Regions from separate parts of the Homo sapiens genome. Here regions 1, 2, 3 and 5 are each linked to region 4. The links are chromatin loops, found by intact Hi-C in ENCODE. Cell type or tissue: endothelial cell of umbilical vein. All regions are shown on one strand. Region 1 overlaps EFNB2 (ephrin B2). Region 2 has its middle 290 kb from the start of LINC00460. Region 3 has its middle 27 kb from the start of LINC00443. Region 4 holds the start of LOC124903248 (translation initiation factor IF-2-like). Region 5 overlaps NALF1 (NALCN channel auxiliary factor 1).

Region 1 (5,000 bases), 420 kb after region 4:
GAAATAAAAAAGTTTTCACTCTTAAAGGTGCAAAGCAGTTTCATTCTTATGCAACACAGCCTTCCTCCTACTGTCTTATAGTCTGTGGATGTTAAATTATAGATTCCAATTGAATTTTAATACTCTAGAGATTTTACATTTGTGGTTGTCAAGACCCCGTTTTGGTAAACCTAGGGAGCTCCGCACAAAAGCATTGATATTCAGAAAAGGCACTGACCTACAAATTAAAAGAAAAAAAAATCAAATAATGTGCACCTCTTGTGCTTCCAGTTTGACAAAGCAGAAGTCATCAGCAGTTTCTCCCTCTGCAGACGCAGTTCTCAATTCTATTTACAAGTAACTGCTCTACTGTGCCTGTTTTTCTCTTGCTGATACTCATTTAATTGTTTTTCTTTTGGATCTGAATCTTTGACTGTCTTTTCCCCCTCAAGATTAAAATAAATACATCTGTATTCCTCCCCTTTCTTTCTGTGCACTGCCCTTCAGATCTCATTTTGTCATTTTTCAGCTTAGTGTTGAAACTTTTAGCAACAAAAAGTCAGTTACTTACTTTGAGTAAGTAACTCAAAGTAAGTTAACTTTGAGTTTGAGTGCACTTTTGCGTGTAGGTTCATTTATGTGCTTGTGAATTTAAAAACATTGGGATTCCACCTGAATGAAGTAAACCAAACATTTTAAACTATCAGCCAGATAGAGACATCAGCCTTTCACTTCTTTCTATATGCAGACATATCCTAATTTTTTAGAAAAATCAAATAGGAAAATTCTCAACAATTAATTGAAGATTATAGCTCTGCTCTGAAATGGTCCAGAAATAGGATCTGCTCATAGAAACTCATAGTTTGAAGCCTCTGGGAGGAAAGGATACTTTAAAATTTAGTCACATATTTGGAGGAGGGAAAAGGGAAAGAGCAGAATGAAGAACTGAAAAAAATCACACACCGGGGCCTGTCGTGAGGTGGGGGACTGGGGGAGGGATAGCATTAGGAGATATACCTAATGTAAATGACGAGTTAACAGGCGCAGCCCACCAACATGGCACACGTATACATATGTAACAAACCTGCACGTTGTGCACATGTACCCTAGAACTTAAAGTATAATAAAAAAAAATTTTAATAGCCCCATTAAATAATTAAAAAGATTTTTTTTAGATTCACAGAAGTGTACAAAATTTTTAGGTTTTTTTTTTTTTAAGCTGTCTGCTGAATAGTTTCTTAATGGTCTACAATGTTTGTATCTACAAACAGATACTGTCTGCTTCTTACTACCCTTCCAAGACAAGTATTATTATGGCAATTATTGCCCAGTTTCCCGGGAAAAATTTATCCACAGTTACAGAAGAATGAGATGCAATTGTGAGACTGTAAAGTTTAAGCAAGCACTCAGAGAAGCACAGTGATATGTATGCACAGAAGAGGCAGTCTTTGTTTTGAGGAAAACAGTGAAAGTAAAGTTAATTCAAGACCACAAAGACAAGTAAATAAGTGCCTTATTTTTGTAGTTAATATAATTTCAGTGGAATGCATATTTCTACCATAAATGCATATAGAACTTGTTTGCTGACCTACTGTTTGGAAAACAAACAATCCCATTAGAAGAATGTCTTTGGGATTTATTTTTACCAGAAAATCAATCCTTTTTTCAGTCCCTTGCAAAGTACAGTGTTACAAGCCAAGACTTTGATAATCAGGTAGAAAATGGATTTAAATTGCAGAAATGTATATGAAACACTTTTGTTCCTTGCCCCTTGAACTTTAGGGGAATGAAAATGTCTAGCACTCTCCACCTTCTTTTCTCTCCTGGAACTTGAACTGTAATTCAAAGCCTGTTTCTCATTAAAGTACCTGGCAGCCTATCTCTTTACAGCTTGAGTTACAAAGCTATTCAGAGACCTCGCTGGTCTAAAGAGACAGAACAAGGATGTGTTTAAATAGAGCATAGGCTGTTGAAAAAAAAAATGCTGAAAATGGTAAAATGATTCTGTCCTTCCTTCCACTCCTCACTGCTGAGGTGGAGAGGGAATTCAGTTGGTGAACACCAGCAAGTGGCTGGTAAAAGTCCCCACTTTCTCTCCAGGGCTGCCACAGGACCCAGAATGAGTGGTGGGCATGTGTGTGAACCCTCTATTCAGCCAGAGTTTTCCCGCAACAGGTAGTTTGGTTGAAGAGGTTGACTAAGGTTGACATTGGCAGTAATAACACGTATGTTCTTCTGATTTACAAAACGATGGAGGAAAAAGGGGAGATTTTGAAGACCTGATTTCTGGTATACTTCTTAAGCATGCATAAGGCTGAAAAAAGAAGACAAGGGTTGTGGGAGGCTCCTGGTCTAGTGTTTACAGAACTTGGATGCTTGACAAACAGAGCGTCAAGCTAATTGTTCTTGAAGCAGGAAATCTGCAGTGGAGGAAGCAGGTGTGGGGGGATGATTACCACGTTTGGAAATGGCTGCATTAACTATTTTGCTCTTCTGAGTTTGGCCCCAAAAGAGTCCATAGACTTTTTGAAGGATGCCATCCCTTTTATTTATAGACTAACATTAAATCAGTCATTTGTGAAGGAAGGAGAAAGTGCCTAAATAAATTTGGAGTCAGATAGCATACGTGCGGCAGTGTTTCCGATATCCATTTCTCTTTATTTCTTTTTCTTTTTCTTTTTGGCTTTCAGCATCCCCATACTTTCAGAAAACTTGTGACTAAGAGTGAATTCTTATTTTTCAAATTGTTTTCAGACATTTCATGTTCATGTAAACTTGGCTTATTGATTTCCTGATTTTTCTTTATTTTTTTGTTTTGTCCATTTTATTTTTAATCAGCTACATCAAATGGGTCTTTGGAGGGCCTGGATAACCAGGAGGGAGGGGTGTGCCAGACAAGAGCCATGAAGATCCTCATGAAAGTTGGACAAGGTAAAGACCATCTGCTGCTTCATGACGCCACTGTGACCTGGTGTAGCCCCCAGCTAGTATGGTGCTAATGTTGCCGATGCCCACCTTCATTCGCTCTTCTTTTTAGTTTTCAAAGCAAACCCTTCTGCACTTTGAGCCACTGACAGATTTCCTCAAGTCAATGTACTAAGCTTTTATTGGAGATCTAAGAGTTAAGATCAGCAAGGTAGAATGTCTATTGCCATAGATAGATAGATAGATAGATAGATAATAGATAGATAGATAGATAGATAGATATTTCTTTTTAAAAAGCAAAACACTTTGGTTCAAAATCAAAATATCCAGAATGAAAACTAAAAGCTTGTGCAGTTTTGCTCATTTCTGAATCTTGACTACAGAAGAGTTTTGTTCATTGTGACTTTTCCAATATAGATAACCTATTGTGCAGAAAGAAATAATTATTCTTCTAATTAAAAATTGGTATAGTAGTCAATCAACTTGCTCAGTTAAATTGAAATGTCATCTGCAATGCTTTGCCTGCCAAATGCAAGAATCCCTATAGTTTCCACAGATGGCCTCACGTTCTAAACCTCTGAAATAACTAGTATAACCATTTTGTTTTAAAAGAAAAATTATATTCTTGTATTTCACAGTACTTTGCATAAAGACTCTTATGTTCATTGCTATTCATGCCTGTTGAAATATATATGCAGCTCCTAAAGCTAGATATTGTCAGATGTCTGTGCCGTAATTAATCATTTGTTTTTCATATAGATGCAAGTTCTGCTGGATCAACCAGGAATAAAGATCCAACAAGACGTCCAGAACTAGAAGCTGGTACAAATGGAAGAAGTTCGACAACAAGTCCCTTTGTAAAACCAAATCCAGGTATAACAGCATGATCTGTGTGTATGGAGGTCTGTGGGTACCACATTCTTAGTAGTATCTTAAAAGGTAGGGCAGAGTCTAAAGACTTCTAACCAGTTAGGATTAGCTGGAAGTTACAGTGATCAGGAATCTTTGCTGTCAGTGAGTCATTATTAATTACACTCAATAAGAACAAAATAACTCATTCCAATGAAAGTCATATATTCAAAGGAGTAGAGTTCATGAGCTGTAAGTGCCAGTTATTAGAACTACTCTGTCAGGCCAAAGGTTTCATTGGCTGACATTTTATCAAGCTGGTTGTCAACTCCAGCTTAAAGCTGATGTTAATGTATATGTAATTAATGTGCTAATCCCTCATCTAATTATATCTAAGCCACAGAGGGTTTAATTGATCCTCTTCTAAATTTTAAATGGTAACATTTTTAAATATTGCATAATAGTATTTTTTCAGGTGGTTATCGTTATTTTGTTTCACATTTTCCATGTAAAAGAAAATATTAAACAGGTCCCTGACAAAAGTGTAGAATACCAGATAAAATTGTCCGTCGTTGACCTTCGTTTTCTTAACAGTCTTGGAACAAATAGTTCTGTATTTGTTACCATGCTAATGAAGGTTTTATAGAGTAGCTGTTGAGCAGACATCAGCAGTTTTGTATTAGGATTGTTGTGTGCTTGCTTGGTCGTTGTGCAAATTTATCGTCTGCAGCAATATTCCATCCCTTTCCAAGAGTCAAGGAGGGAAGTTGTTATTTCTAACTTTCAATGACAAGATGTGTCAAATTCTTGTGACAAACTGATAAATGGATAATATAATGATGCCAGGCAGTTTTTTAGTGCTTAACATTTGGGCTGGCAGTCTGTTCGGTGTGAGAGTTTCTGCTGCCTTCCAAATATATTTTAAGTGTAAATCAAATAATACAGACGAGTTACGAGCTGAACATTTTCCCAGGCCCCCTCACTCCTTCCGCGTTCCCGAGCTGTTCTGTTCTGCCAGGAGGCAGGGCTCTTCTTTAGAAGGCAGGCCCTTTGAAGGTTTGCATGAAACTCCCTTTCTCAAAGGAGGCGGAAGAGCAATACCACATAAACGCTCACCGCTGACCTGGAGAATTGGCCACTTCCCTTTTTCTTCCCTGCCGCTGCCCCAGGCTGGCTGACACGGGTTAGAAGATGAAGCAAGATCAAGGGCTGGCTGTCACCGACAGTCTGTGCTCTTGCTGGATAAT
Region 2 (5,000 bases), 830 kb after region 4:
AGAACTGATCTATTCAGTAAGTGAGTGAATGAATGACTAGATAAATAAACTATTGTTTTGTTCTAGGTTTAAACAAACTAAAACATTGCTTGACTTTTTTCATTGGATTATGTTGCTGTCATGTAGACAGAATTTGATGATCAGATCTGTGGGTTTTTGGTGAAGAGAAAGGAATACAGAGTGGGAGCATAGGTTTACATCATCTTTCTCAGATTTCATTCTACCTGAATTAATATGCCCTTCAAAATGGTGAAGGATTTAGCTCATTATATTCATTATTAGCTAATCTGGCTGTAATGAATTTGTTGGTTTACTGATTACAAATGGAAATCATTTGTATTATATTGTTGATTAGATATGTGCTCATTCTTCCTGCTATGGTGTGACATTTCTCTTTGCAATATTTTTTTAAAAACATGTATTTTTAATTTTTGTGGGGACATAGTAGGTGTATGTATTTATGGGGTACATGAGATGTTTTGATACAGGCATGCAGTGTGTAATAATCACATCATGAAGAATGGGGTCTCCATTCCATCAAGCATTTATCCTTTCTGTCTCAAACAATCCAGTTATATTCTTTTAGTAATTTTAAATGTACAATTAAATTATTATTGACTGTAGTCACCCCGTTGTGCTATCAAATAGTAGATTTTATTCATTCTTTCTAATTTTTTGTACCTATTAACCATCCTTATCTCCTCCCCCCCCGCCCCCCCTCCCCACCCCCCACACACACAGTCCCACTACCCTTCCCACCCTCTGGTAACCGTCCTTCTACTCTCTATGTCCGTGAGTTCAATTGTTTTGATTTTAGATCCCACAAATAAGTGAGAACATCAATGTTTGTCTTTCTGGGCCTGGCTTATTTCACTTAACATAATGATCTCCAGTTCCATCCATGTTGTTGCAAATGACTAGATCTCATCCTTTTTTATAGCTGAATAGTTCTGCAAAATTCTGTCCTTAAAATCTGATTTACTCAATCTTGAAGAATATTCTTTAAGAAGATTCTTAAGAACTATTTGAGAAGAGTAATTGTAAAGTATATAAATTCTATAATTTTTTTTTCAGAATTAATGTATGAACCTGATTAGATCATGTGAAGGTAAATTTTTTTTTTTTTTTTTTTTTTTTTATCAATAGAAGCAACTGTTTTTGCTCAGAAATAAAAGCAAGGAATTACCCAGTTACATTTAAAGCTGTCTGCGTTAGAGGAGTGGTTGTTAAAAATGAAGCTTCTCAGATCCATCCAGCCCTGAGCATGATGAACTCGGGAGGAGGGCTTGGGACTCTGCATTTTAATTAAATTCCTCAACAGACAGTTACATACATTAAAGTTTGGGAACCCCCAGTTTCACAGTAACTTATCAAGTCAGAGCTAGATATCAAAATAGTTCCAATAAGGGATGTTTGAAGATGAAGGGTAACCCCAACGTCTGATGAATTCACAGACTCCCTCAAGCTTCGTTTTTTCTTAAAGTAAGTTTGGACTGTTTCTGGAAGCCCCCAAAGTACTTCCTAGCAGACACCCACCAACAGCCCACAGACGGGGTCCTCCTGAGATGGCCATTTGCCCACTGCCTCTCCTGCTTGCTCTCTCCCCTGCTTCTGTAACGTCTACTCCACCCAAACACGGATATTCCAATGTTCCAGGTAAGGGGACAGAGGCATGCAGGCTTCCCATTCTCAGGGTGCTGGTTTGGATAAAGGCCCGAGAAGAGTTTCCTTCAGCTCCCTGAACCAAACTCACAATCTGGGTCATTTATGCTTTGTCTGGTTGACAGCATGTGGCCCTCGTAACCAAGGGGTGATTCAACCCTGGCCACAGGGCTGAACGTGGACAAGGCCTTCCAGGCTCGCCATTTTATTTCCACTCTTTTTTTTTTTTTTTAAGTTCTACCTTCACTAAAATTCCTACTCGTCACCACTCACAGATCAAACAAAAAGAAAAGCTTTTTTTTTTGGGCAAATGATGGAGCCCAATGTGTGTGTGTGTGTGTGTGTGTGTGTGTGTTTGTGTTAGAATGTTAGTGCCTTATAAAGAAAGTGAGCAACAGGCAATTTAATATCTTGCAATTAAGAGTAAGTTTTCCAATCATGAAGTTCTCATAGGTGTGTGGTGCCTTCTGACATTGAAAAAATAAGGTGACATGTGCAGGAGTAAATCACTCTGCTACAAAAGGGGCAACTTGAAAATGGAAAACTGAGACTAAGAGGAAGTGGCCAAAGGTCCTTCACGTTGATGGACCTAGTGAAAGCCAAGCTGTGCTATTAAATATTTACCAGCTGGCTCCTCCCCCTGCAAATCAAGCCCTGATTTGTAGCACTTGCCAATTTCTGTTGTATTCATATTCCCATCATGGTCTATTTAAACTGCCAATATAATATCAATTGGCTTGCAGAATTTCTAAATATTTAATAAAGGGCTCTTGGTAGCTGATAGGACCACACCATTGTGTTTGGAAAAAAGGAAACACGAAAGTCATGCAGGTAAACGTTCACTTAACAAAATTCTAGACAGAGACAATTGGCTATTTTCCTAAGGCTATGTGGGTGTCAAAGTTGGGGACTTCCCCACCACAAAGCCTGTTTAGAGCAGCAGTCTCAATGGGGCAGTGCTGCCTCCTAGAGGATTTCTATTCCAGGGAAATTCCTGGGGGCAACTTTTGTTGTCACAATGGACTGGGGGTCAGAATGATCACTGGACAGGGGCCAAGGATATTAGACATCCTCCAAATGCCAGGTTTGTACTGAAAAGCAGAATGTTATCCTGAGTTCTGCACAAAATTCTAAAGTCTCAACAAATAATCTTCCAGGTTAAAAAAAAAAAGCATTAAATAACTCTGCTTTATGTATAGTATTTCTTTGGCATGAGTTTAATATAGGTAATGGATCTTATAGGAATACAGCTACTGTAAAAGTTGAGGTATATTTGCATTTTTTGGTTCAAAATCATACCAAGAACTGTTTACCATCCAAGTCCAGGATAGCAACAGGACTCACTGGATTTGAGTCTAATATAACACACCTGTCTCAGACAGCATTTGCAATTGGCAAATGTTGTGCCATGTTTCCACGTAGAGCAAAAACACCTGAATTTTTTTTTAGTCTTTTTTTTATATTTTAGGTCTTCTACTGTAGTTATGTCTGAGCATTTAAAATTGAAATACACATTATTTTGTTATAATTTATCACTTAGTTTCTCTTTCATATGTAAACAGTATATACTTTTATTTCTTTTTTTGAGACAGAGTTTCACTCTTGTCGCCCAGGCTGGAGTGCAATGGTGCGATCTCAGCTCACTGCAACCACCGCCTCCCGGATCCAAGCAATTCTCCTGCTTCAGCCTCCTAAGTAGCTGGGCTTACAGGCACCCGCCACCACACCCGGCTAATTTTTGTATATTTTAGTAGAGATGGGGTTTCATCACGTTGGCCAGGCTGGTCTCAAACTGTTGATCTCAGGTAATCCACCCGCCTCAGCCTCCTGAAGTGCTGGGATTGCAGGCATGAGCCACTGAGCCCAGCCACATTTTTAAGCGTAGTATATACGTAAGATATATAAGGAATTTTATTTTGGGATGGTAAAAAAAGTATTGTATACCACAGTAGAATTTATGCTAGGGCTATTACTGACCCCTCTCAAACTTTATCTGAATTAGTGCCTGAGCTGGTCATTCTAAAATCAACTCAAAGGTCAATTGGGTCTGGGGCAGCCCAGGAGATTTAGCTGAAAATTGTGCTCTCTGTTCCAAGCTTAAGGACAAAAGGTAACCAGAGCTCAGCTTATTGTCTGGGTTCTTAAATTTCGTGAAGGTAATGTGTGATGTGGCCCAGAAAATTGGTAAAAACGAAGTGAAACTGTTGTATCACTAGAAGGAGCCATGATCACTACCCATGATAGGGATACGTTAAGACAGAAGGTGAGAATAAAACGGGTATGTGCACATAATTATGTAAACAATGTGTAACATTACCATAACATTGGGAAAAGTATGAATGAAAAGATTCGCTTTGGTCATGTGTGTTACATACCTTGTGCAAGTTGTATGTATATGTTTGTGCATACATATAAGTATATACTCACAATTTTCCATATATACACACACACAAGTATATTTGTGTGTGTGTATATGTGTGTGTGTGTATGTTTGTGTGTGTGTGTGTGTGTGTGTGTGTGTATATATATATGCATCTGTGAGCTTTTTCAGACTAGGGCCCGAGAGTATTTTATTTGTATCCCTATCACTTAAGAAGGTGCTTGCCTGTACAAGGAACTCAGGGAGTGTTTAATGCATTCATGCACGTTTGAGCGAATAATGGTAGAATCTCTGAAAACAATATTTGAATGCAATAGAAGATCTAACTAGCTGATGCTGTACTGAATAATGAGTACAGTGACTCTAGGACAATACTTGTCCAGTTTTAATGTGTGTATAAATCTTGTTAAAAAGTAGATTCTGACCCAGTAGGTCTGGGATGGGGCTACAGGTTTTGCATTTTTAACAAGCTCCCAGGTGATCCAGTGCTGGTTCTGGGCCTACACTTTGATGAGCAAAGCCCGTGGGTTTCCTGCTGAGCCTCTCATTGCTCTGCATCTGCAGGTCAGGGCTAACACTTCCAGGAGGAGAAGAATTATAGTTCATAAAAAAGTCTTTTTTAAAAAACTTTTTAAAAATAATGTAATAGCTTATATTTCTTGAATATACTACAGGTTATCCATTTTGTTGTTAATAAACATGCAGTTGATTTCCACTTTTTTTCTTTGTTATCAGAAATAATTGTAAAGATTGTGTACCTATCTCCTCATATGTGGAAAGCATTTCTTCAGGTTATAGGTACACATGTAGGACAACTTGGTGGGTTGTTTCTACCCCACCAAGGCTGAGTTGTTGGATAAGCAAAATTTTTTTTTTTTTTTTTGTCTTGAGTTGGAGTCTCGCTCTGTCACCCAGGCTGGAGTGCAATGGCATGATCTTGGCTCACTGCAACTGCCGC
Region 3 (5,000 bases), 240 kb after region 4:
ACGTTTTAATAAGGGGAACAAGGTTTTTTGGGAACCACGAAGAGACTTAAAATGCATAGTTACATGGAAGGCAAGTGAAAGAAAATGAAAGTTAAATAATTCTGTAAATAGACAAGTGTCATATCTGGTTATCTGAATGTTTCCTGTTTGGATGGTAAAGAGAGGTGAAAGTCTGAAAAGGCAAGAAGAGAAAGAGTAAATAAAAAGCGGGAAGAGGACTCTCTGATGACAAATCTTGCCGACCTCACAGCTGTGCCTAAAGACAGCTTCGTTAACCTTCAGTGGGACAGAGAACAAAGAGCAGCAGTGTGTGGTGGCACCAGCGGGCAGCTTCACGCTCACCATGTGCTGATGAATGCCGGAGATTTCTGTGCCTTCTCTGAGCACTTCACACGCGGAAGTCTGGTTCTAGAGAGTTCTTTTTTTGTTTGTTTGTTTGTTTTGAGATGGAGTTTCACTCTTGTGGCCCAGGCAGGAGTGCAATGGCAAGATCTTGGCTCACTGCAACCTCTGCCTCCTGGGTTCAAGCCATTCTCCTACCTCAGCCTCCCGAGTAGCTGAGACTATGGCATGGGCCACCACGCCCAGCTAATTTTTGTATTTTTAGTAGAGACGGGGTTTCACCATGTTGGCCAGGATGGTCTCAATCTCTTGACCTTGTGATCCACCCACCTTGGCCTTCCAAAGTGTTAGGATTACAGGCGTGAGCCACCACGCCCAGCCTAGAGAGTTCATTTTTGAAGGCTTTTGAAATTATGTAAATGTTCTTCTTTTAAAACCATATACTCATTTTAATAGGGTGCATGCCTCCAGGAGACAAATATTGTTTTTAAAAAAAATTTAATGATAATATTCTACTGCTAAACACAGCCTTGTAGACTAGAAATTACAAGAAATGGTTTCTGTTTCTGTCTCTATCTCTTCTCATTCTATGAATTTATTTATTTATAATCTGTTTATTATAATGTTTATCTCAGAGAGAGATTAGGAACTTTAGCCAATGTTTTTTGAACATGCAGAAAGTCCCTGTTGTAAGATTTAGAAGGAATGAAAATGACATTAATATATTACAAATAATCAAAACGTAGAAGCAAAAGAGATGACTGAGTTCCAGATGTTTCCATTACTCTTTAATTTTTTTTAATAAACTTCTAGACATTTTCTTTCTTGAGATAGAATCTTTCCATTAGGATGGTAATTTGCAAAGCAGAATCTTTGGGTTTCCTCAGGTTAGCTTGTTTTTCTTCTTTTTAAATAGATAAAAGTTCTGTGAACAGGTTATTTAAGGGGCCGTTTATCATTTGCAGAACATGCAGTCGACACAGGAAGGGGATCGTGCCCATCACATGTGTTTCGTCTTGCCAACAGAAGAGACCCCCTGAGACTTCTATCACAAGTCTGGGTCTGAGATCAGTTTCACAACTTGCTTTGAATTCATATGAGTCCTGACTGCTAAATTTGCAAATGCTTCCACATAAAGGTTATGCACCCACTGTACACGCAGCAGCTATTCAAAAAGATAGCCATATTGGTTGCTAGGAGATAGAGGGATCCTCTCAGAGAAAAATCAGTCCTGACAAAAAAAAAATTTTTTTTACATAAAGACCTTTTAAATATAAATACCTTTGACAGCAGCTATTATTATTCACTGAGTTCCTTCACATCTGAATAAATGGCAGAAAAATGATATTATTCATATGCCATTATACACTAAAGTGTTAAAATAGAAGAGTCTTATTTCCTTCTCTCACTCTTGCTCTCTCTCCTTCCTTTGTTATTGCTAAAGAGAAAGGAGAAAGCTGGTTTTTTGTTTCTTTCAATTGAATTTCTCTGCTTTCCTTTTTAGATTCCTAGTATAACAGACACCTCTCAAAACCCGAGGCCAAAGATTTGGATTATTGCATTTTTCCTTCCAGATCCAAATGCCTTTTTTAAAAGCATGGTCGAAATGGAGAAGAGAGAAGCACCAGCAAAACTGATAAGAGTGCAACCAACTGCTCCCCACGGTTAGTTCAGGAAAGCAGGTGGGAGGCTGTGCTCCTTGAAAGCAACCATCCACCCAATTTTATTTCAACAATGTTTGCAATTTTCTTCCTACTGGGTTGACTGGAGGCACAGCTGCCCTATATGTGGGTGCATGTGCTCAGCTTTTGCTAGAAATGACCTAACAAATAAAACATGAAACAAGTAATATACTTGCTGTTTATAAATTGTGTCGTGGATAAATGAAGCAGCAATGGGTCCTAATTCAGTGTGCCCTGCCTGCCCATTGAGGACTTGAGAAGCTCACAGCTGAGGCTCACAAAGGCACGCTGTGGCCACAATGTGGGGGCGGTGTCCATCCGTGCCTCCCTAGAGCCTGGAGACATGCAGCTCCAAGGCTCACAATAGGAGATCACTGTTGAAACACATTCATTACCATGAGAATGGCCACCCCAGACTCCAAGTGTATTATTTTTGTTGATATTGTGAATACAGTACAAAGTTTCTCAAGATTTTTTTTTTTGTAGCGTGCCTTAAAAATCAGACTGAGACATGTTTCCTTATCCAAATATTGACAAGCATCTCTCGGTTTATTTAGCATTTTCCTGTGAAAGGCTCAGTATGGTAATGTCCCTTCATTCCCTTTCACACATTTGTCCTGACTCTTGGCACCAGGAAGTTCTTATTGTTCTGCTTAATGCTTACTGGCCCAGTGACATTTTTTTTCCCTGGTTAGTGACAGACATGGTATGTTTCCTTCCTCAGAGTTCCCATGAGAGTTTCTCGTACTATGTTCCACATACACCAAAAAAGGCAACATATCTGTAAGTTCTCCTGTTTCTGGTGATTTCCTACTTGCCTTTTTTAACACCCCAGCCAAAGCCATGGCTAATTGTATAAATGTCAAATGAAAAAGCCCCTCAAAATTCAACACACTCCCTATAAACTCATGGCATGTGAATCTACTACCGAATTGTGGCAGCATCCCTTCGAGAATAAGCCAAGGAGGTTACATTCTGCCTCCTGATAATTATCAAAGCTCCAGGGGCTTACTTGAATAGACAGCTTTTTAGGTGTTCCTGATAACTCTAATTTTTAAATGCAATTCCTCAATTGTATGATTTACTAGTCACATAGCATTCTCTCTGATTGTGATGACTAATTATTTCAGATCACAGGCACTTTTTGCTAGAGCGGAACTCATTCATTCATTTCTACATTGAAATAAGAAATAAACACCAATGGCACTAACAGTAAACTTCCAGAACTCAAAGCCCCACCCACAGTGAACATGGACACCACCTGTCCAAGCCCAGAGTAGGAGAGTCAGGGCACCGTCTCTGTTTTGCTACTTCTATCAGTTCTCCTACTTTCCCTAGTGGACCCAGCTGTTCCTAAACCTGTCAGGTGGAGGAAACTGTGGCAGGGAATCCTGCTTTACGTTCTGAGTGGGAGGGAGTTGTTGGGGAGACTGACTTACCCATCCCAGAAGACACATAGGTGGATCCTTCACTTCATGGCTTCTTTTTAGTTTCTTTTTTTTTTTTCTCAAAAATATCAGCTCTGTTTTTGGTAGCAGAGTTTTTTTTCTTTTCTTTTCTTTTTATTTTTTTGAGACAGTGTCTTGCTCTGTCACCCAGGCTGGGATGCAGTGTTGTGATCATCGCTCACTGCAGCCTCGACCTCCCCAGCTCAAGCCATCCTCCCACCTCAGCCTCCTGAGTAGCTAGGACTATAGGCACACACCACCACACTCAGCTAATTTTTGTATTCTTAGTAGAGATGGGGTTTTGTCATTTTTCCCAGGCCTTGAACTCCTAGGCTGAAGCTATTTGCCTGCCTTGGCCTCCCAAAGTTCTGGGATTACAGGCATGAGCCACTGCACCCGGCCCTGGAAGCATTTTGATGAGAGAAAATTCCTGGGGGTGCAGGCTTGGACCACTAAGGATTCTGAGCATGATGATAGAACCAGAGGTATGGTTCAGACACTTGCCAGGTCCAAAGGGCCATGAGCAACTCAACCTAGGTTCAAGACCACACTGGTTCACATGGACTTCGGAGGCAACCCCCAAGAAGCAGCGGTGCCTGGGCTCAGCACCCAGCAGGGCTCCAGGCCTAGGGAAATGTGGCTGGGGGCTGCACGGACAGGCTACACTGAGGATATAGGCGTATCATAAAAGCATAAGGGAATGACTTGTAGTGTTGTCCAACATCAGCGGCAACCCTCAACATGCCTTCACTGCCTCCCACCTCCTCCCATCCACATCCAAGCCATCGAGAGCCTGTCTTCTCTAAATGGTAAACCAGCTGCATTGTACTCCAGGGTGCAAGTGTCCAAGGCACGATGCAATCATCCTACTTTTTTCCTACGTTCTTTTGCAAATTACACTCCAGGTATGATTTATTTCTGGTCCATTTCCTGTGACTCAGTTACACAGGATGCAAAATTATGATAATAATAATGCTTGTCTCCAGATAATGAATAAGGGGTTCACATTTCTCATCGCAGGGATGTTATACAAATGTGCAGTATCATTACAGCTAAAATCCATGACTAAAGAAATTAAATTTCCTGGAATGTTTTATATCTAACAAGAATGTTTGTAATCCTCCATATTCACTGCTAAATGAGGTAGACTAGAAAAAAAGAATATATTTTAAAAGGAAGGAATGGGCTCAATGGGAAAAATTAACAAATGGGAAAATTGCAGCCCTGCGTTTTATACTTTATGGACAAAAGGGGGCTTGGTAAACATGCAACAGGAAACCCTGTTTGATTTCTGCAAGGAAAATTTAACTAGCAACAGACTCATGCAGAATCTTCAAAGGAGCAGTTTCTCTACTTGTTTACCTTTTGATATGCAGCTTAAAAGAATGCTATGCTTCACTTTAGAAAGAAATGATATCATGAATACTTTACTCAGCTCTGCAAACAACTAAATACATAGCTAGATATATAGCAAATGAAAGGTTTTGCCATTTAAAAAAAAAGCTGGAAAGAAAAGATATACAAAATG
Region 4 (5,000 bases):
TAAAAGGACTGCCCACTGCAGATGCAAATGAACAAGATTGCGTTTTTCATTGATCCAAATCATTCATTCACTCAGATCTATAAATTGGTCATCGATTTCCACAGGTGGAAATGATTCTTACTGACACGTACAGCTCTGCAGTAGAAATTGAGTTTCTTCTCTGTAGATTCCTCTGTTTTGATATCCCTGGATAAAGTCTCCTTAAAATTTACATCATTCTCTGTATGACCTCTGAAATCTTCCGGAAAATAAAAAAAAAAAAAAAAAAAAGAAAAGAAAACGAACACCCCGCCCCGCCCCAAAAATCTAAAGCGTCTTTTACGTATAGATTCCTCCGTGGGTTTGTAGCTGTGGTTGTGGAACTGGCTTCATCTGTCAACTATTTACTGCAGGAGCTTTTCTAATTGATAATGAGCTCCTTGGGGGAACATGATTTCAGAGTGTAAATTAATAATCATTTTCAAAGGATGGTGCCTCATTTTTAACAACGTTATCCAGCACATTTTGTATTATATTTTGCAATAAACTAGTCCCAGGAAGACAAATTTACAATAAGAAAAAAATAATTTTGAGTCTGATGGTACATATCTAAACAAATCAATAATTGTAGCGGCCTACTTTTTACAAATATAAAACACCCACATGTGCTGTCTCAGTCAGTTTGTTGAGTTTAAATTATTTCAAACTGAGTGTTGGCTATAGGTAGGACAGGTGTCTCTTAAATCCCAGCTCACTGGGGCACATGCTGACGTTTGCCAAAAAGCTTACGGGTGTTCAGTACAACTCAAAATAGTAACATAAACATGGACTACTTTTTAGAAAGAGCCCTTTCATTCTTCCGGTTCATCCCGAATGGGTTCTCAGTTTTTCTTGTAACCTACTTTTAGGGTGTTAGGTAACGCAGTGGTGATAAAGCTTTTTATTAATAAATAATTCAGTAGCCAGGGAGTGTAAAAACATCATTTGTATTGTAGCTGAGTGTTTTGTTTTCTAATTATGAAGCAACTGGAAGGCCTGGCGCTCCAGGGCTGTGTGATTTCACCGGTGTTGTTCCCCGGTTCCCCATTGTCGCCCTTGAAAAGAACATTCCCACAGAGCAGGCTCTAAAGACAATAAACATCGTGAGTAAAAAGAAATGACATAACATTCAGCGCTGATAAGGGGAGCTTTTCCCAGGGGCTGCGTGGGACTGCAGTGGGAGGGCCTGGGGAGACTGCTGTCTGCACTGGGGGCCTGGAAGGAAGCGTCCACACAGGCGGGTTGCTGGGGCCCCTGTGTAGTCTCAGCACAAAGGGCCCAGAAGTGGGCAGGTCCCTCCCTGCCTCTGTGAAAATCAATCTAAGGAAGTCTGATGCCATGGAACGGTTTCCTGTCCGCTGTGTGGGAAATCTAACTGAGCGCAAACGGCCGGCAACAATGGGACAATATATTATAATAAACAGGAAAAATAGCATTGGCCACGGAAATCAATAGCTGGGGTTCATGAGGCATTCATAAGATTGACAAGTGAATAAATTAAAACCCAAAGGTTAGGACGCTGAAAGAGAAGTTAATTTTATGTCTGCCCTGGAGCTCCCCTTTTCAGACTCAAATTAAGACTGTGTATAATAAAATGAACATAAAGTCTTAGATTTACCAAAAAGGCTCCACTAAGACCTACATCGTCAGAAAACCAGAGATTCTTTTATCAACTTCCCCATGCATGGATGGTCGCTGCTCACACTGCATTAACAGCCCCCTCAACAGCGTGACCAAAGACTTATTTAAACGAGTTTCTGGCTTTAAATAAACCTGCTCTCGGCAACCAACTGTTCATCCAGGAAGTGATGTGACACCCCACTACACTGAAGTTTACTCAACCAGAACCCAACGAAGATGTGTGCAATCCAGCTATTTAATTTGAAGAACCGGAGGAAAAGCCACCTCAGTTCCTCCAAACCCCAAAATAATTATACTCAGCAAAACACAACTAACTCTAACAGAGACATCCCTTCAATAAACAATGATCCATCCATTTCCATGCCACAGTTGCCACCCTTTGAAAAAATGTTTTAAAGTTTGGGGTTTTTTAATAATAAAATTAATTAGAATTCACTGCTGAACCTCGGATTTGCAATAAAGTGTTTGACACAACAACTTCTTTCTCCTACTTACTAATAAAGGCAGAGCATTGTTCTGTAGTTGAAGCAGTAGGCTAAGGATTTTGAGACAATTAATTCCAATCCAGGCTTTGCAAGTGACTTTGACTTTAGCACAGTTCCTTTGACGATTACGCATTAATCTACTCTACAATTTAGGGACATTTAAGTTATTAGAAAACATAAAATGATCAGGTGATGGTTGCTTGTGAGCAATTTATGTAACCTAGTAATTTGGACGCTATAACTCAAGTATGTCTGGTAACATTCTGTTTGAACTTTAAAGATATTTCACTGCATTATTTGTTTTGCTCTTGGAGGTGGACTAAGATGGTTTCTTTGCATATCAAGGATTGCTGATAGAGCCTAATATTTTGGAAAGTAGTATGATTTAGTCTTTAATAAATATGCATTAACCAAAGAATTTCTAGTCTCATAAGAATAGTCTCAAAGCACATTAAAGCAGAAGGGATACCAGAGAGCCAAACTCTGATTTTACTCACAATAAAATTTTCACTCTTTTAGGAGGCTGTATAAAGGTTAAGAAATAATATCCTTCAGTCTGTTTATTATTTTAAGTTTGGTACTCTCCCTAGTTTTTTTTTTAAATTTAGATTCGCCCGGGAGGGAAAAAAGCCAAATCTACGGCTGTATTTAAATTAATCCGAGTTCACTGAACCACCCGCTCGAGCAGCTGGGAACGCGGCGCAGCGGCCAGTAGGGGGCAGTGCGTCCCAGCGCAACCCTCGCCGCCCGGCCCAGCCTCGGCTCCCCACCGGCTGAGGAATGAAGTTTCACCGTGAACCGATTCCTCACCAAAGAAACAAAAACTGGTGGCATCGAGACGCACGGGAGGACTTCAAGTCCTCCGGGGACACCCGCAGCTTCTGGGGATGCGCCCGAGGGAGCCCAGGCTGCATCCGCGGGGCTCCATTTTGTCTCCGAGCCAAAAAGCCGCCGACTTCTTCCTCTAGGGTTTTGCTTCCTGTAGGTTCGGTCCCAGCGCGCAGCAGAAACGTCAGGGGCGGCGCTCTCAGAAGCACGCGGGCCTCTCTCGGCGATGTGCGGGGCTGGGTGGCGCCGCCGATTCCCGCACGGAGCCCCCCTCAGGCGCCTCCGGCCCCGTCTTCGTCCCCTTCTCTGCGCCCCTGCGCTCTGTGCTCTGCCCTGCGCCCTGTCCCCGTTTCCGTCCCGGCCCTCTGCCCTGCGCCCTGTCCCCGTTCCCGTTCCCTTTCCCGTCCCCGCCTGGAGGCCTCGCCCAAGGTCTCCCCGGGCTGCGCCACGAACCTGCCCCGCGTCCCCGACCCCGGCCCCGGCCCCGGCCCCGGCCCCGGCCCCGGCCCCGGCCCCGGCCCCGCGCGTCCTCCTCCGCCCTTCGCCCGCTTCCTTCTACGGGCCTCGGCCACTGCATCTTCCTGTGTGCTGAGATTTCTAGAACATTCTGAGGGATGGGAAACGGGGAGGGTAGGAAAGCCCTGACCGCCCCCCCCCCCACCCCCCCGCAATCCAAGCGTTCCCAGGGAGTCCCTGGGGCCCTCTCGTCTTTCAATGAATTCACGAATTAAAACAGCGGCTCAGGCGACTCCTTCCGCACTCTGGGCCAGGTCTGCGGGGACCCCATGGCCGCTGCGGCCACTGTCTCCCGGTCCCCTCAAACCCCCTGGACCGGGACTTGAACCCAGCGCCGTGGCATCCACGGCCGCCTCTTTCAGCGCTGCCTCCCGCCCGCTCGCATTCAAGTCTCATTTCTTATTGTACACCGTTTTTTTTTTTTTTTTTTTTTAACATTTCCTTAAGAAAACAAAGCAAAAGACAAAGGCACAGGCTATTAAGTAATTACAAGAAAAGGGATGGCAGTGCTCGGGGCGCACCCAGCCCGCGGAGGCCTCCTGCGTTTTCCAGAACTCCAGGGGCACCTTCGCTTGGGTCAGACTTGGGTAATTTGAGTCATGAGTGGGCTCACTTTTTAAAATTCATTGTATTGTGGAAACAACAAACAAACAAACAACCATTGAATTTCTCAGCAGCTTCATCTCCCACTGAAAACGACATGAACTGTAAGTGCTTCACTTAAAAGTGTTTCCCTTCCCTCTCAAAAAACACAGCGCTTTTCCCCTTTCAATAAGGAATGTGAGTTTGCTGCATGGCATGTTGGTTTGTACTGAAAGACGAACTAGAGTCGGCACTTTCAAATATTTCAAATTAGAAAAGAATTAAATTCAGAATGCACATTTTGAAAAGAAGTGATGGAACTGCTATTCGGGTTATGCATGTGTAATTTTAAAGGAAAGATTTTTTTTTTAAGTTAAATAAGGATCATACGATTGCTAAGAGTAACACACAAGTAACACGTTTCCCCACGGCCCACTCTCCTCCCATTCCGCTGAACTTGACTCAGCCATTGCAGAAAGATTTCGTCTGCAAAAGGAGATTCCACAGTTTGCCCCAAGAACAACCCTGCCTTTTTTTGGGGCGGGGCGGGGTGGGGCGGGGGGGCCGGGGGGGGAATCATCTGTTGACAATGCATTTCCTGTCTTCATCTTCAAAATGAGGAGCTTAAGTTCTTTCTCAACTGTATCCAACGTGATTCTGAAAACCATCAGGTCACTCTCAGCATTTTCTATGCCAGACAAAATCCAGAGGCCTGGTTATTTCATTTGAGTTTTTAAAAATTTCAACACTGAAATTATTTTCATTGATCTCTGAAAACATGCTGGTTCTCAATATTGAAACGGAGATTTTTATAGGCAAAGGCCTTAGGAAGTGTCTGGTACTGGTGCACAAAATTGACCTGAAGCCAGCCTCCCAGAGATTCATAGCAGCAGAATATCCGGCAAGACTTCCCCCTTCCTTTCTGAAACA
Region 5 (5,000 bases), 280 kb before region 4:
ATTGATCACATTCGAAGGATTTTTTTTTTAAATGTTTGGCATCTCACGGTTTACTTGTGAGTGACTTCACAACTGCAAAAGAAAAAACATTTGCAAAAATCCAGTCCTCACATGACCAGTGAGTTGAGAAAGATTTTTAAAAGACAAAGATGTTCTCATAGGTGGGAATTGAACAATGAGATCACATGGACACAGGAAGGGGAACATCACACTCTGGGGACTGTTGTGGGGTGGGGGGAAAGGGGGAGGGATAGCATTGGGAGATATACCTAATGCTAGATGACGAGTTAGTGGGTGCAGCTCCACCAGCGTGGCACATGTATACATATGTAACTAACCTGCACAATGTGCACATGTACCCTAAAACTTAAAGTATAATAATAAAAGAAAAAAAAAAGATGTTCTCATTAGAGGAAAATTTCAGTAGAAAAAAAAAATACCTCTATAGATTTTAATTTGAACATTTATGCCGTTTCAATTTATTTATTTTCCCCTGCGTATGCGTATGTTCATTTAATTTTTTAAAATCAGGTTTTTTTTTCTCTGAAAACAGAATAATAAAAAGACCAGTGTAGTTATAGCATCATTTAATCTCATACAAAATATTTTAATAAATATGTCAAAGTTTAAGGCAAAAAAGAAACGGGAAGGGAGATGGTATGCCCAGAATAAAATTTAAAAAATGAGAGTAGATTATAAAACCAAGTAAAATGTAGTAACTTCATATGTTCGTGACATCTTCTTCCATTAAAACATTGTACTTTTTGAGGTTTATTTCAGTTAATATCTTTAGGTTTGAGTTCAGATCATTCCTACTTAAGATTACTTTTTCTGAATTCTATATTCATAAAGATCCCAGCAGGTCAAGTTTGCCTTTGGCAAGAGAATGTATGTAGGGAATAGAGGAGGAATTAGGATGTCTGGATTCTGCCAGTAGCTATGAATTTTGGAAAATCGCCCCCACTGTAAGGTCTCATTGCCTCACCTCCACAAGTGGCTAAGAGTACTGAGCCCAGTGCCAGAACACAGTGCCCAGGCCTGCTGACAGCAGAGGCCCGAGCTAGATGGGACCCCATGTAGTCCAGCCTGGTGGTGCTTGCGGAGCGGCAGGCGCAGCTGCAGAGGAGAATGAGGTTTTACGCTTGTCTGTGTGGGGAGAGGAAGACAACCTGCCTCCAGCTCACCTGGGTGACACTTGTTGGAGAGCAGGGAGAGCTTGTGGGCGCCCCTCTCTGCCTCCAGCTCACCTGGGTGATGCTCGTTGGAGAGCAGGGAGAGCTTGTGGGCGCCCCTCTCTGCCTCCAGCTCACCTGGAGAGCAGGGAGAGCTTGTGGGCGCCCCTCTCTGCCTCCAGCTCACCTGGAGAGCAGGGAGAGCTTGTGGGCGCCCCTCTCTGCCTCCAGCTCACCTGGGTGACACTTGTTGGAGAGCAGGGAGAGCTCTGCCTCCCTCTGCCCCCCTCTGCCTCCAGGCATGCTGACAACTGGGCAGGCCCTGCATGAGCTTGCTCACCTCGACAGCCTTTGGGGAAAATTCTAACGTAGTTCAAGTTATCCTTCTGCTTCTCATTGCTACACCTTGCCTGGTCTAAGAGGAGAAATGAAATGCATCAGACCAGGGAGAGTGGAGAAAACCAAGCCAGGAGCACTTGCAGGGACGGGAGTTCAATCAGCCCTGAGAAGTGTCTGTGCTTCAGTGGTGGGTCCTGAGCCAGCTGCCCCAGGGAACCACTGAGGGCCCAGCCTGAGCCATGTCAGGGCCCATCACGATGTCAGGGGGCACCACGGGGATGGAGCACAGCACCTGATGGCTGTCCTTTTTGATGCCATTGAGGGAAGATGTCACTCGCTGACCTTGCACAGAAGTGACACCGTGTCTGGCAAATATTTTCAGGCCCTCTGAACCCTCTGGAAGGAAAGTCACCCTTTGCTCAAGCCAGACTATGCGCACTGCCCTCAGAGAGGCAGTGCCAGCGCCTGCACTGCTGAGCTGGTGAGTCTCTTCTTAGATGGAAGCTGAATCAAAGCATGTAGTGATCTCCTCTACAGCCAGGAGGCGATAACACACACCCGTGACAAAGGTTTCCCTGCATTCAACGTGACTGAGTGAACTTAGAACTACTGACCACACAGTGGCTGTCAAAGCGGGAAGCCAAAGGAAAGATTTGAATTCTGGAATGTCAGTTTAGGAAGAATATGGCCAAGTGAGATTTCCCAGAACAGGTGAAATCTTATTCAATGAGAGTATTTACCTATCTTGTCTGCAAGTAAGACATCTTTGTGAAGATGTGAAGAATTCGCGAATTCTTTGTAAGAATTTATGCCCACTTGGTAGCTGTTCTGGATACTGGACTAATTTGAACAATGAAATTATCCTGTGCAATTATAGATTCAGTCAATCTTAGACAAACCAAAATTACTGAAGTCATCTAGTTTGATGCCTTGAGGATTAACCACTCCCTCAAAACAAGCAATTGCAGAAACAAGAATAGCTCCACATTTCCTGGCTCTTAGTCCAGCATTTGTAGTGGAACAGGAAACGACCAGCCAGCCCATCCTGAAATTCATGTGTAAGCCATTGTTTCCTTGCTATGTACAGCTGGAAAAAGTCAGTCAGTAGGTTAACGGAAGGTGATCACGCCCACAGCCTGCTGTCTTTGCATTGCAAATCTCATTGTTCAACAAACATGTCCTGATTTCTCAACATCACACGTCACATTAAAAATGAATGTTACAAGCACTTTGGAACATAGACATTTTTCTGGTTAAATAAAGAAAAGAAGACTGTCTAGGTCATTGTTCTCAGGAAAATTTTTTGCTTAGATGGCTAATTTTGTCAGATTGGTTAGTGAGATTCTTAGGATGAATACACACACACACAAATAAATTAGTATAAAGGGTAAGAACAGAGCTAAAGTTTCTAAAATGTCTGTGTGAATATTATTATGAATCCAAATCACCTTATCCTTGTGTTATAGCTATTTTATAATATATAATAGATTGTATATATAATATATAATATCTATACCATATCAACATATATTTATATAATTTATACATCATTCAAATATCCAATTTATATATAGATACAATCAAAATAGCTAAATTTCCAGATAATGTAGGTAATAAGTAAGAAATACCTTAGGTTTAAAAACTGAAGACCAATTTGTAAGCAGAACTTTAAAATTAGTTTTAAAGTTAATTCCAAATTAAAAAAAGAAAGAGTGAATTTAATTTAGGCATAGCAGCACTGATGGAATAAATGTGTAAATTCTCCAAGAAGAAAACTTGAAAATAAAAAGTTCAGTTAGGAATAAAACTTCTAGAATGCTATTTTAAGATGATGGTTCTCCGGTTATTATGTTATCATCTGACACTACTGGTTCAGTCCTAAATATGGTATGTTGTACCTTTATTAACCAATTTATGGGGTCAAAAGAGTGACGAACCCAGGCATAGAGAGTCTGAAAATGCCGACCTCGCCACCGAAACTCACTCCTGCCAGAAAGTAAGGCTCATGGCAACCTTCACTAATAGCTCCTCCTTTACGGAATATGTCATTACCTGAGGGAGTGAGGGAGATGTCTTTTTGGGCTTGTCTTAGGGACATTTGCCATGTTTTAGTCTTTTTTTGTGTGTAAGTGGGCTGAGAAAGCCCCAGGAAGTCCACCTTCAAGTACGCGGGAACAAACATTGCAAGGGAAATGAAAATAATTTCAATCACAAGGGAAATAATTGTCCCAAGATAGGACCTGTTGCTCGCTGCATAGTAAATTCTTCTCATAGAGGTCATTTTTTTTTCTTTCTTTTTTTCCTTTTTTGAGACAGAATTTCGCTCTGTCACCCAGGCTGGAGTGCAGTGGCACGATCTCGACTCACTGGAAGCTCCCCCTCGCGGGTTCACACCATTCTCCTGCCTCAGCCTCCCGAGTAGCTGGGACTACAGGCGCCCGCCACCACGTCCGGCTGGTTTTTTGGTATTTTTAGTAGAGATGGCATTTCGCCGTGTTAGCCAGGCTGGTCTCGATCTCCTGACCTCGTGATCTGCCCACCTGGGCCTCCCCAGAGGGAATTTTAAGATGTAGCATTTCATTGTGAACTGTGAAGAGCTAGAGAAACTTCCTTCTGATCTCTTCCAAGGCCTATGATATGTGCCTATACATTGAGAGATATCTATCAACTTATCAACTTATGGATGGGTAGATAGATAGATAGATAGATAGATAGATGATAGATAGATAGATAGATAGATATCAACGTACATGCACATATCATAGACCTTGGAAGGGATCACATGGAAAGGCCAGTTTTTGAGAACTGGAGACAAAAGCCAAAATAGTTCTCAGTCGCCATCTCTTCATTGCAGTGGCGTGTCTGCCGATGTGGTAAATAGGCAATTTCACTGGATGAGTGTTCATTTTCACTCGGTCCCCCTGGCCCCGCAGCTCCAGGGTCCTTAAGGTTCAACCTCAGAGTTACGTCTGATGCCACCAATGAGTAGGAACAGGTCCTGTGGCCGCACTAAAGTCACCGGGACTACAGCAGTTGATATTACATACTTTCGAAATATTGAAATAAAGTGTGCATGCTTATGTTTGAATTGATAAGTGGTGCTCATGACACAACATCCAAAAGACCCAAAACAGGCAAGATCAAGTCACCTCCTCCAGCCAACTGGCGACTGATGTCATGGGTTACAGACTTGTTATTGTTTATTTACTCAGTTTACTCAGTTCCTGACTAATGGCCATTTGAGTTATTCCTAGCCATCTGTTATTAAATGCAGTTCTGCAAGGCATATTTTTGTTGCTGTATCATTTACCACAGCTTATGAATTTTACTGTAAAATAAATGTCTACCAAGAAGTAGAGACGGATGAAAGAGTCTGTGCATTCATCGTGTGGGAGATGCTTGCCATGTAACCCATTTTTGGCACAGATCATGCCCCTCGCTCGAAGTCCTAATTCCCTTAGGAGAGTCTGCAAGCTCCTTAACCTGGCT

The links. A loop is a pair of places that touch in the nucleus more often than their neighbours do. Peaks named below come from ENCODE experiments on the same cell type or tissue, not always from the same donor. Only the 100,000 strongest peaks of a DNase experiment are listed, where the experiment ranks them.
Region 1: a loop joins it to region 4, with 9 times the contacts of the local background. A loop is called at or near these places in 2 of 110 quality-filtered maps.
Region 2: a loop joins it to region 4, with 17 times the contacts of the local background. A loop is called at or near these places in 4 of 110 quality-filtered maps.
Region 3: it touches region 4 in a loop (10-fold over the local background); 13 of 110 quality-filtered maps call a loop at or near these places.
Region 5: it touches region 4 in a loop (17-fold over the local background); 5 of 110 quality-filtered maps call a loop at or near these places.

The regions. Positions count from the first base shown.
Region 1 is chr13:106,493,658-106,498,657 of GRCh38, reverse strand. It overlaps EFNB2 (ephrin B2), which reads left to right. Exons shown (of 5, transcript NM_004093.4): 3 at 2,818-2,910; 4 at 3,664-3,777. Among named protein-coding and RNA genes, the nearest start is that of EFNB2, 40 kb to the left of the region's middle. RefSeq lists an enhancer at 4,331-5,000. In endothelial cell of umbilical vein, no CTCF peak of the experiment used is centred here; DNase peaks (open chromatin) are centred at 1,373 and 2,427; H3K27ac peaks cover 1,683 bases.
Region 2 is chr13:106,081,440-106,086,439 of GRCh38, reverse strand. No RefSeq gene overlaps it. Among named protein-coding and RNA genes, the nearest start is that of LINC00460, 290 kb to the left of the region's middle. In endothelial cell of umbilical vein, a CTCF peak has its summit at 2,639 (motif pointing left); a DNase peak (open chromatin) is centred at 2,619.
Region 3 is chr13:106,678,645-106,683,644 of GRCh38, reverse strand. No RefSeq gene overlaps it. Among named protein-coding and RNA genes, the nearest start is that of LINC00443, 27 kb to the right of the region's middle. RefSeq lists a silencer at 2,170-2,464 and an enhancer at 2,163-2,763. In endothelial cell of umbilical vein, no CTCF peak of the experiment used is centred here; a DNase peak (open chromatin) is centred at 2,644; H3K27ac peaks cover 991 bases.
Region 4 is chr13:106,916,079-106,921,078 of GRCh38, reverse strand. It overlaps LOC124903248 (translation initiation factor IF-2-like), which reads left to right and starts at 3,950. Exons shown (of 2, transcript XR_007063941.1): 1 at 3,950-4,195. RefSeq lists enhancers at 2,861-2,950, 3,041-3,120, 2,675-3,552 and a silencer at 3,301-3,360. In endothelial cell of umbilical vein, a CTCF peak has its summit at 2,857 (motif pointing right); DNase peaks (open chromatin) are centred at 1,238, 2,378, 2,868 and 4,108; H3K4me3 peaks cover 1,009 bases; H3K27ac peaks cover 3,800 bases.
Region 5 is chr13:107,200,397-107,205,396 of GRCh38, reverse strand. All of the region lies in intron 2 of NALF1 (NALCN channel auxiliary factor 1), which reads left to right. Among named protein-coding and RNA genes, the nearest start is that of SNORD31B, 120 kb to the left of the region's middle. In endothelial cell of umbilical vein, a CTCF peak has its summit at 2,056; DNase peaks (open chromatin) are centred at 2,106 and 2,606; H3K27ac peaks cover 2,134 bases.